Regions from separate parts of the Homo sapiens genome. Here region 2 is linked to region 1. The links are chromatin loops, found by intact Hi-C in ENCODE. Cell type or tissue: transverse colon. All regions are shown on one strand. Links, peaks and the distances in the headings refer to the core of each region. The heading gives the core; the rest is flanking DNA. Region 1 overlaps UBASH3B (ubiquitin associated and SH3 domain containing B). Region 2 has its middle 18 kb from the start of LINC02727.

Region 1 (5,379 bases), core at 274-5,273:
CTGCTTAAACCTTCAGGGACTCCCTGTTACCTACAGGTAAAATCCTTTTCAGATGGTGTCCAAGGTGCTCCATGATGGTGTCCAAATCTATGTCTCTAGGCTCAAGCCGCCACTTCGCTCTCATGCCCCCTACATCCCACAACTCTGAACTCTGCCTCCCTCATGACCTCATTTTCTTCTTTGCCTTTGCACATGCTGGGCCCTCTGCCTGGAACTCGGCTTCCCCACTTCGACAAGTAGATAGATGTCTTCTACATACTTTTCTATGTCCAGATCAAATATTTCTCTGTGAAATATGGTGGAATTAGTTGTTGCTACTAGGGACTCTCAGAACTCTCTGGGCATTTCCCACACTGTGTATTCCTTTACCGAACCCAAAGAGGACAGGGCAATGTCTTTTTCTTCTTTGAACCTCTCGCCTCTATCACATATTAGGTGCTCAACAAATGTTTAATAACTAAAGGAATGAGGTCTAGGTCTTTGTGAATTGGGCTGGTGGAACAGGACTTCCTGTTCATCTAGCATTGCATTTCTTTCCTTAACTAGAAGAGTGTGTATTTAGCCTGTCTTTGTGACAAGCTGTTCTGGTTAGGAAAGAGTTATATTACACTAGCTTTCTGTTACCCACATGTTCGGGACTGTAAATTTCATTGCCCATCTAGTGTAAGAACTGCAAATGAAGCAGTTTAGTGCACTAAAAATACTATTTTAAGTACATTCCAAGGGCAAATAAACAAACGAGAAATATATGCTATTGGGTATTATCCATGTGATTGTTCTAATGTCATTTTGCTTGGAATTTATGCAGTTCTTCTCTACTCAACCTCTTAAGTGCAAATAATTGAAGGTTGTCAAAACATTTGAAATAACTCTGACCCTCATGTGTACAATAATAATAAGGTGCAGAAAAAGTACTGGCCTCCAAAAAGGGGAAAAGTTCACTCCTGAATGGCTTAAGTAAAAATAAAATGAGTTTATATAAAGTTTGCTAGGAAACAGGAAGTTAGAAAAAACTGTGATAAGGAAAGCCATAAAGAGCAATGGTGACCTAGAAAAGACAGATCTGAAAATGCAGAGGGAAACGTTTTGACACAGATGCAGGATCATTTCTCTAAGGGTTTTTTCTTTTTCTTTTTCTTTTTTTTTTTTAAGATACAGCTTAAAAAGTGAGGATTAAACTCATCATAATTCTATAAGATTAAGCACATCTGATGAGGGGGGAAAATGATTATTCACTCTACTGGAATTGCCTTAATGAAACCGTCTTGATGAAAGCTGCATCTTAAAATACTCATCCAGTGATGAGGACTTATTTCAAGATGTAAACCAAGGCAGTCGTTGGAGTGAGGCTTGCTTGTGAAGCACACCACATCTTCAGGATGCTGAGCTAAGCCAGATTACAGTGTGCTCACCAAGTGTCCCTCCCAGATGGCTTTTCTGGACAGCCAGTTCCCACCCTAGTGGTATACTGGAAGCCACCAACAACTAGTAAATCTATGAACACCATTCAAGCAAAGACATGGGGTCAGAGCACAGTGGCTTCAGACCTTGAGCCTCTTCCTTTCTCCTTGGGAATCCCCGTCTGCTCAGGCCAAGTCCTTTCCTCAGGCTCAGCCATGTCAAGCTCTTTTCAATGTCTTCCTCTTCACTGTAGCTGTTGATAAGGCCCACAGTTGATCACCAGGCTATCAGCCCCTTTTCTGTGCTCATGAAAACCAAAAGCTTTTGAAGTACAAATCTTAAGGGAGGAGACATTCAATTTTGGCTGGGCGTGGTGGCTCAAGCCTGTAATCCCAGCACTTTGGAGGCTGAGGCAGGCAGATCACCTGAAGTCAGGAGTTCAAGACCAGCCTGGCCAAGATGGCAAAACCCCATCTTTACTTAAAACACAAAAAATTAATGAGGTGTGGTGGTGCACACTTGTAGTCTCAGCTACTAAAGAGGCTGAGGCATGAGAATTGCTTGGACACAGGAGGCGGAGGTTACAGTGAGCTGAGATCATGCCACTGCACTCCAGCCTGGGCGACAGAGTGAGACTCTGTCTCAAAAACAAAACAAAAAAAAAGAGAGGAGACATTAAATTTTGACTGCTCAAATCTGCTGTAAATTCTCTTGTGCATCATTCAAGATACAAGTCAACTGTCATCCTCTAAGATATTCTAGTTCTTCAATAAGACAAGACATTACTTCTTCTGAGTTCATGCAGTGCTATACATACCTCTATTATCATATACTCTTATCATTACAATAATAATCTGTTGACATATCCATGGGTGTCTGTAAAGCAAAAATTCCAGGGCTACTCAACACATGTGTGGAATGAATACATCAATGAAGGCAGCTGCGAATGGAGGATTATGGGAAGTAGATTGTCTGTCAACACCCATTAAGAAACAAAAGCTAAACATGTTGAATGGCAGGAATTACTGATGTGAAACTTGGATCTGGGCCATGCTTTGGCGCGAGGCACTTGAACCACATAAACAAGCAAACTGGATGGCTGGGATTTGTTTCTAGTGACTTATCGTTGACATACTTGTTGATGTTAAGACTCCTCTTTCCAAAGTCAATACCTTCATCCAATCACTGCCAGACATCTTTCCCTGAAGAATTTTTTAAACTGGACACCAGGGAACTCCAGAAATAATAGAGATTGAAGAAAGCACTTTGTATTCGTGATGATCTGAATTAAAATTTAATTGGGTTTGAGATGGAGTGAGTGGGAAGCTGCTAAGGTTAGTCTTCCACAGCAAAGGAGGGAAACATTCTCTGCTGTGTATGAAGCCAACACCCCACCTCTACACTCGACTCCCCATATCCAAAGACCTTTGGCATTTTCTGTTTAGCACAAAGGCTTCGAGTCTTTAAAGAGAGAAAAGCCAATTATATGACCAGTTGGGTGGGGAGACCCTTGCTCTGCTATCCCAAAAGGCCTTCAAAAGCTTTCTGCTTGATATTATGTAGGTATAGTGACGGGTACATCATAACAAGCCAGGAATTTTAATGATTCATTGAGAGAGATACTAACATTCCACTGGAGGGAAGGAAGGCAGGTAGGATTCTGCCACTATTTGAATAGGAGGAGCTATTGATTAGAATCTATTGTTTGGAATCCAGAACACTGCCTGTCCCTTTGAATGAGGATGGGAAATTCCAGGGAAAACCTTTTCTGATAAAGTTGTTGGTTTACACAAGTGTCCTTACTTTAAGGCTATTTTTAATTAGCTTGTTAGTTTATCTAATTGAGGGTTGTTGGGGGTGGAAAGATGGGTGGTGGAAAGACAAACCACGATTTCATCTCCATTATAAACACAGGAAATACGTGGGGCTACAATAGGACTTTACAAGTTGTATTTTACAAGTTGCAGGAAATACCATGGAAGAACACAAGCCTTCCTTAAGGCAAGATGAAGTCCAGCCCAGAGCAAAATTCCTGTGTCTCCATTAGGAAACAGAGACTTACAACGTGCAGGGCCTGGGCAAGAGTATAAAGAGAGGCCCACATACACCAATGTCTAAATGTTTACAAATAATAAATCAAGCGAACCAACTCATAAATATGCCTTAGCCTCCAACCTTGGCCAATATACCTTCATAACAACCTGGTTAGAGGCTCAGACTTCTTGCCATTGTGTGTCAGGGTATGGCAACCTGGGAAGAGCCAGCAGCCAGCCGGCCTTGGTCTGTTCTCCTGTGGTCTGCTTCCATCTGCTTTTAGCTCAGACCCTGGCTTCTGTGGGGGTACCAGGAGGGTCCTCACATGTATGCATATGGGTACCCCAAGAAGATGTCAAAGTTGTGTCCACACCCCCACAAACAGAAGCTCCTTTGTCATCCTCAGGGCTAGGGCTGTCTGTCTTTGGGAGACTAGAGATGGGGGAGACACCCCGGAAGCAGGTTCCTCATCATTTGTGTTCCTAATATCCAGAGCATGGTGTGTGTGTGTGTGTGTCGTCGGGGTGGGAGACACATAGGCTCCAGGGTATGCACATCTCCTTCAAACTAAGAACTCTTCACTCTGTACTAAAGAACGTGGCCATGGGAAGACCAGAATGCAGTGCTCTAGGCTAGGACATGTCTGGGTACAAAAACCTCAGTAGTGAGTGTGACAAGAGAGCAAACATTTAAACAAACTAGTAGAGCAGTCCTGCCTTATCTGTGGTTTCACTTTCCAAGGGTTCAGTTACCAGTGGTCAACTGTGGTCCAAAAATATTAAGTGAAAAATTGCAGAAATAAACAACTCACAAGTTTCCAATTGTGTGACGTTCTGGGTAGCATGATAAAATCTTGAGCCATCCAACTCCATTCCACTAGGGACATGAATCATCCCTTTGTCTAGTCTGGATACAGGCTGTGGATGCAGTAGTGAATCCACACTGTTTGCACTCTCCGCCTGTTAGTCACTTAGTTATCTAGTGACTAGATATCTAGGTTATCAGACCAACTGTCCCAGTATTGCAGTGCTTATGTTCACATGACCATTATTTTACTTTATAATGGCCCCAAAATGCAAGAGTAGTGAGGCTGGCAATTTGGATATCCCCAAAGAGAAGACGTAAAGTTCTCCATTTAAGTGAAAAGGTGAAAGTTCTCAACTTAATAATGAAAGAAAAAAAATTGCATGCCAAAGTCACCCAGGTCTACAGTAAAAACTCATCTTCCATCCATGAGATTGTGAAGAAGGAAGAAGAAATTTGTGCTGGTTTTGCTGCCACACCTCAAACTGCAAAAGTTATAGCCATAGTGCATGATAATTGCTTAGTTAGGATGGAAAAGGTGTTAAATTTGTGGGTGGAAGACATGACCTGAAACAGAATCCGATTGGCACAATTGGGTCTGGTGCTCTCTGCGCTTTCAGGCATCCACTGGGAGTCTTGAGTATCCCCAAGGATAAGGAGGGGCCACTGTAATAGGAAAATCACACTGTAGAGACTATGGGGATTGCAGACATGGCAGAACCTTTAGGGGGCAGAAGTAGTGAAGGTTCCACTGTCAGGGAGGGAAATGAAAGACAGCAAGACAAGGACAGAAGGTGAATAAGAATCCAAATATTGGCCAGGAGCGGTGGCCCATGCCTGTAATCCCAGGACTTTGGGAGGCCGAGGCGGGCGGATCACCTGAGGTCGGGAGTTCAAGACCAGTCTGACCAACATAGAGAAATCCCGCCTCTACTAAAAATACAAAATGAGCCGGGCGTGGTGGCACATGCCTGTAATCCCAGCTACTAGGGAGGCTGAGGCAGGAGAATCACTTGAACCTGGGAGGCAGAGGTTGCAATGAGCCGAGATCGTGCCATTGCACTCCAGCCTGGGCAACAAGAGCAAAACTCTGTCTCAATTAAAAAAAAAAAAAAAAAGAATCCAAATATTTGCATCACA
Region 2 (5,379 bases), core at 99-5,098, 560 kb before region 1:
AGTCAGGTGCAGAACAGCAAGGGGTGTGTGAGCAAGCACAGGGTCTGGCCACTGCGCACAGCCAGGCATGCCAGCTGCAGCAGGGTGAACAGCTCCAGGAGCCAGCACAGGCACCAGCTCCACACAAGGCTGCAGCTGGACCAGGCGTACCACAAGCAGCTTCCACTGTGGGTACCAGGGAACATGGTGGCACCCAGAAGCTTGGAGATGCCAGGAACCACGAAGCCCCAAAGATGGTGTCATAGCCTTTGCTCAGGGAGCCCCTAGGTCCAGGCTCCCCAAAGAATGGCAGCTCTTCTCTCCTTCTCATCACCTGCAACGTGGTTAACTGGGGTGGGGGAGAAGGAGGAGTGTGTTTCGGCCCTCTTTGTGTTACAGCTCTTTCAGTCCTGAAGCGTCCTGAGTTCTTGTCTTGCATCCAGGAAGAATGAGAAACATACAACTAGAGGGTGAGCAAGGTGGAGAGGAGCTTCACTGAGCGACAGAACAGCTCTCAGAAGACCTGAAGTGGGTAGCTCCTTTCCACAGGCAGGTCATCCTGACCAGTCCAGGAGAACTTAAGTTGGTAGCTCCTTCCTACAGCTGGTAGTCCCGATGTCTCTGTGAGTCTGGCTGAGTCTGGGGGTTTTTATGGGCTTCAGAAGGGAGGAAGTGCCTGCTGATTGGTCCAAGAACAGCCATGGGCGGGCCAGAAAAAGCACCATAAATTCTCACTCTGTGCCATGGACTCCACCCAGACCTGACACTCCCACCCCCAGGCTTCAGGCCATCTGGGGCTTGAGGGTGGGTCTTCACTGGGGGCCGGCCCCTTTCCGCCCAGGAGCCTGTCTGCCTCCTGCTGCTGTCTACATGTCATCCGCAGCACCCAGGTTGTTCATGCCAAGGGGTGCTTGCAGGCCTGTGCTGAGCCACCCTCGGCCCCTTCTTGGCCTCCCTCCTGTGCTCATCAGTGCCCAAAGTCTGGAGGGGGCTGAGGCAGCTGGGGGCTGGTGTGTCAGTGCCACCCTGAGTGTGCACACACCCAGACAGGTCACAGCAGCGCCTGGGCTCAGCCACAACTTTGCTCCACCCCAGAGCAGGCCCTGAAAGTGGGCAGAGACCAGACAGCCAGAGCAGGTACTTCTGAGCCTGCGGGGGAAGGGGGGCTTCCCAGGTCCCTGAGAGCGCAGCGATCCCTGGGTCTGCAGCCACAGAGGGAGGGGTTCCCACCCTGCCAACTCGGAAGGAGGCAGGGCTCCCTCCCACCTGTTCCCAGCTCCACCTGCTCCATGGAGGGCGCAGTTCCGGCTGTGCCTCCCACTTTGCAGTAGGTGTCTTTGCAGCAGCTGCTCCAGACGGGCCACTGCTGCCATCACTAGGATTACAGGCATGAGCCACCGTGCCTGGCCCGTAAAAATAAACTAACAAACAAATAGGAATATTTTTGTAGTAATAATGGTAACATTTATTGAGCACCTAACTAAATGTTAGACAGCACTCCAGATAATAGAACTAGGGTGGCCAAGAAAATTACAACTACCTTGGAAAGTCCCATTTCTGGTCTTCAGCTTTGCAGGCCTGAAAATTGGATTTTACTAGTTCCCTTCCTGGTTATCTGATGCATACCTATCAGGTTCACAAGAAAATATATTAACCAGGGATGACATGTCAAGTAACAGTCAGATTTATTACTGCTGAGTGGTTATTGGTCATATTTGTGAGACAGCACCTCCTCTTTCCTATGAAAATCTATAGGATAAACCAATTTCAGTGGCTTGGTGGGATGGGATCAAAGCAAGGTGCATTGGATGAGGGTATTGGAGCATGTTAAAAGGTTATATCACAGATGTCTGCTCATTTTCAGCACAGGAAACTCACCTGAAATGGGTCAGAATGCTGGCACATGGAGGGCTCCTGTAAGGGAAGGGCTCAGGACACCCTCTGCCTGGGTCAGGGCTGGGTCACACGACTGGACGCACACTCCCTTCCTGCCTCCTTGCATGATTTCAGACAGGCTGCAATGCAGGTCGTCTGGTTTGAGCTTTAGCCTCAAGGTTCTCTGGTCCCCTTGGTTGTAGTTCTCCTGCTCTCCACTCCTCAGGATTATACTCACAACTACCTCTCAAGGTAGTTTCATCAGTAGATAGCTCATTCTCATCTATTCTGGGCTGACTTCAGGGCTGGGCACAGTGGCACATGCCTGTGGATAACCCCACTGGGTAATCCCAGTGGATGCCTATAAACCACTTAGGGAGGCCAAGGCAGGAGGGCCCCTTGAGACCAGGAGTTCAAGACCAGCCTGGACAACATAGCAACACTCTGTCTATACACACACAAACACACACACACAGGCACACACAAATGTGCCAGGTGTGGTGGCACACACCTGTACACCTAGCTACTTGGGAGGCTCTGGTAGAAAGATTACTTGAGCCCAGGAATTCAAGGCTGCAGTGAGCTCTGATTGTACCACCGCACTCCAGCCTGGGCAACAGAAAGAGAGACCCTGTCTCAGAAAAAGCAGGTTACTCTATCAGGAAAATGGCCTTTTCCTAACCACATCTCCCAGGGCCCATGCTGCCCTAGGTGCTGACTGCTACACAAGGCAGCCCAGGCATCTGCTCTCAACCCTGTTTTTAGCCTTTCAGTTCCCCCCATCCTTACCTTCCACTAACACAGAGACTGAGAGAAGTGGAACAAAACCCTCACGGAAGGAGCCTTTGAACCTTTTGTTTACTTCTCTGCCTCTCCTAAGAGCTGTGTCTTTCATATCCATCTTTGCACCCCCAGATGGTAGAATAGTTCCTAATAATCACTAAAAATTAATAAATCAATATGTGTCTTTTGGATGAATGGAAAGAGTTCTGGTCTGCAGATCAATACAGTTAAAGTGTAAAATTATTTTAATATCATCATTAACATACTTTGGGAACTTTGACTAACAACTCGATTGCTTTGTTCTCCGTTTTGTCAAATAAGAGAATCGCCTCTCCTCCCTTCCAGCCTCAAAAGAATGTTTTGAGGAAGGTGTACGTGATCACTGCCAGGGATTGTAATTCCATGAAGCAAGGTATATGTCACTGTTTCTCACCTTTTCTATCTGAAGGAAAGTAATAAAGCATAGACGCTTCTAGGCATTGAAAAATACGTTTTCAGTTCCATCATGTCAGTCTGTGTTTCACAACACAGGAAGAAGCATCTTGTCGCACCAAACTCCTGAGAATAGTGAGATAGCGTCTAAGTATTTGATAGCTCCTAAAAGTGCTATTGATAAAGTTGCACCATTATTCTGGCTAGTGATTGACTGCATGTGTGTGGTTTTAATACAGAGAAGACATTATTTTTAAAATTTAGGAATTAGGACGGAAAAACAGATATGCAATGGAATGGTTGTTTCTCGTCTAGAATTTAGTGATTCACAGCTCTTGGTCAAGGAAGACTTGGGACTCAAGGAGATTATGGGTTTTCTAGTGAAGACTGAGTCAGACCTCATGATATCAGGCCCCGGATGAAGAGTGTGGGGACCCTGGCCACTGCCCTTCTTTCCCAGTGGTCAAGTCACCCGCAGGGCATTGCGTCCTGTGGGAGGTGGACTCTGCTCAACATTGTATTTTGCAGAAAATAATCCTGGCTCTTCTTGGTTTTCATTTAAGGCTCTGTGTGTGCTCTGCCCTTGGCCAGCGGCACATGTACACTTTCTTCCTTCACACTAGAAGTCTGGGTTCCTAAAGGCTAACGATACAATCAGCTATCCTGATTTTCAAAGGACAGACATAATAGGCAAAAATCCATTTCGAAGCCTGGGGCGCAAGTGAATAGCAGCAGTAGAATAAGGATAGTTTATCATCACTAATCTTCTGCTCAAAATATTTCTTCCTGTCTCCCCTGCTCATCTTCTCCCTTTCCACCTCTCTCCCCTGCCTTCATTTTTCCTGCTCCTCTTATCCTCCTTGACTAAAATACATAATTGAAATGGTTTTTGTGTTAATACATTTTTTTGAATAAGATTGTAAAATCTGGCTGGGCATGGTGACTCATGCCTGCAAGCCCAGCACTTGGGGAGGCTGAGGCGGGTGGATCACCTGAGGTCAAGGGTTCTAGACCAGCCTGGACAACATGATGAAACCTCATCTCTACCAAAAATACAAAAAATTAGCCGGGCATGGTGATGGGCACCTGTAATCTCAGCTACTCAGGAGGCTGAGGCAGGAGAATCGCTTGAACCTGGGTGATAGAGGTTTCGGTGAGCCGAAATCACGCCACTGCACTCCAGCCTGGGCAACAAGAGTGAAACTCCATCTCAAAAAAAAAAAAAGATTGTAAAATCTCATTTCTTAATTTTAAAAGCAGTAGAGTTGAACATTTTGCACTGCCTAAAGAAAAAAAATTGTTTCTATATTTCTTCGTATGTGGGAAGGGTGAAGTGTGGGGCAAGGGGCAATAGTGTGGAAAGAAAAATAATCTACCTTTGACACTAGTCTAACCTTTTCTTTGTGACTTCTGAGCTTTTTCCTAATTTGATGCCACTATGTAAGCAACCATATTTCCAACTCCTCCAGCATGGACCCCGGTCTGTAGCCAGGACAGTCTCCCTAAGGCCCTTGCTCCTGCCTCTGTGGCCTAAGGATAGACATGAGTTCTAACACCAGCGTGGCCTCTTAGTACCTGTGACAGATCATTCGGTCTCATAACTTCAGTTTTCTCATTCACAGCTTCATGCCTGACATGCCTAACTCACAGGCAACAAGAGAACACAATGATAAAGCTGTGGAATGGGAAACTGTTCTGAGAAATATGAAGTTTTGTATGAATGGTCAGTGCTCCATTTCTGATCTCCAAAATGAGTTTCCTCGTTTTCCTGGTCAACCAGGTCCAATTTATCTTTCAATGATTACTGTCAATCCCTACTTGTTTTCTTTTCTTTTGAGACAGAGTCTCGTCCAGTCACCCAGGCTGGAGTGCAATGGCTCGATCTCGGCTCACTGCAAACTCCGCCTCCCAGGCTCAAGCAATTCCCCTGCCTCAGCCTCCTGAGTAGCTGGGACTACAGGCACCCACCACCACACCCGGCTAATTTTTGTATTTTTAGTAAAGACAAGGTTTCACCATGTTGTTCAGGCTGGTCTTGAACTCCTGACCTCAGGTGATCCACCCGCCTCAGCCTCCCAAAGTGCTGGGATTACAGGCGTGAACCACCATGCCCAGCAAAGTGAAACACATACAAAAGCAGAGAGAGTAGCATAATGAACGTCCAGATACCCATCACCCAGCTTCAGTGATTATCAACATGTGGACAACCCTTTTCATTTATACTCCCACTTGCCCCCTGATTATTTGGAAGAAAACCCTAATTCCTAGATTTTTAAAAATTCTTCAAAATATTTAAAATAAAAAAGTAAA

The links. Peaks named below come from ENCODE experiments on the same cell type or tissue, not always from the same donor. Only the 100,000 strongest peaks of a DNase experiment are listed, where the experiment ranks them.
Region 2: a loop joins it to region 1, with 12 times the contacts of the local background. A loop is called at or near these places in 1 of 110 quality-filtered maps.

The regions. Positions count from the first base shown.
Region 1 is chr11:122,730,570-122,735,948 of GRCh38, reverse strand. The region is part of intron 1 of UBASH3B (ubiquitin associated and SH3 domain containing B); the gene reads right to left. Among named protein-coding and RNA genes, the nearest start is that of UBASH3B, 78 kb to the right of the region's middle. In transverse colon, for the core only: no CTCF peak of the experiment used is centred there; a DNase peak (open chromatin) is centred at 2,456.
Region 2 is chr11:123,294,563-123,299,941 of GRCh38, reverse strand. No RefSeq gene overlaps it. Among named protein-coding and RNA genes, the nearest start is that of LINC02727, 18 kb to the left of the region's middle. In transverse colon, for the core only: no CTCF peak of the experiment used is centred there; no DNase peak of the experiment used is centred there; H3K27me3 peaks cover 2,476 bases.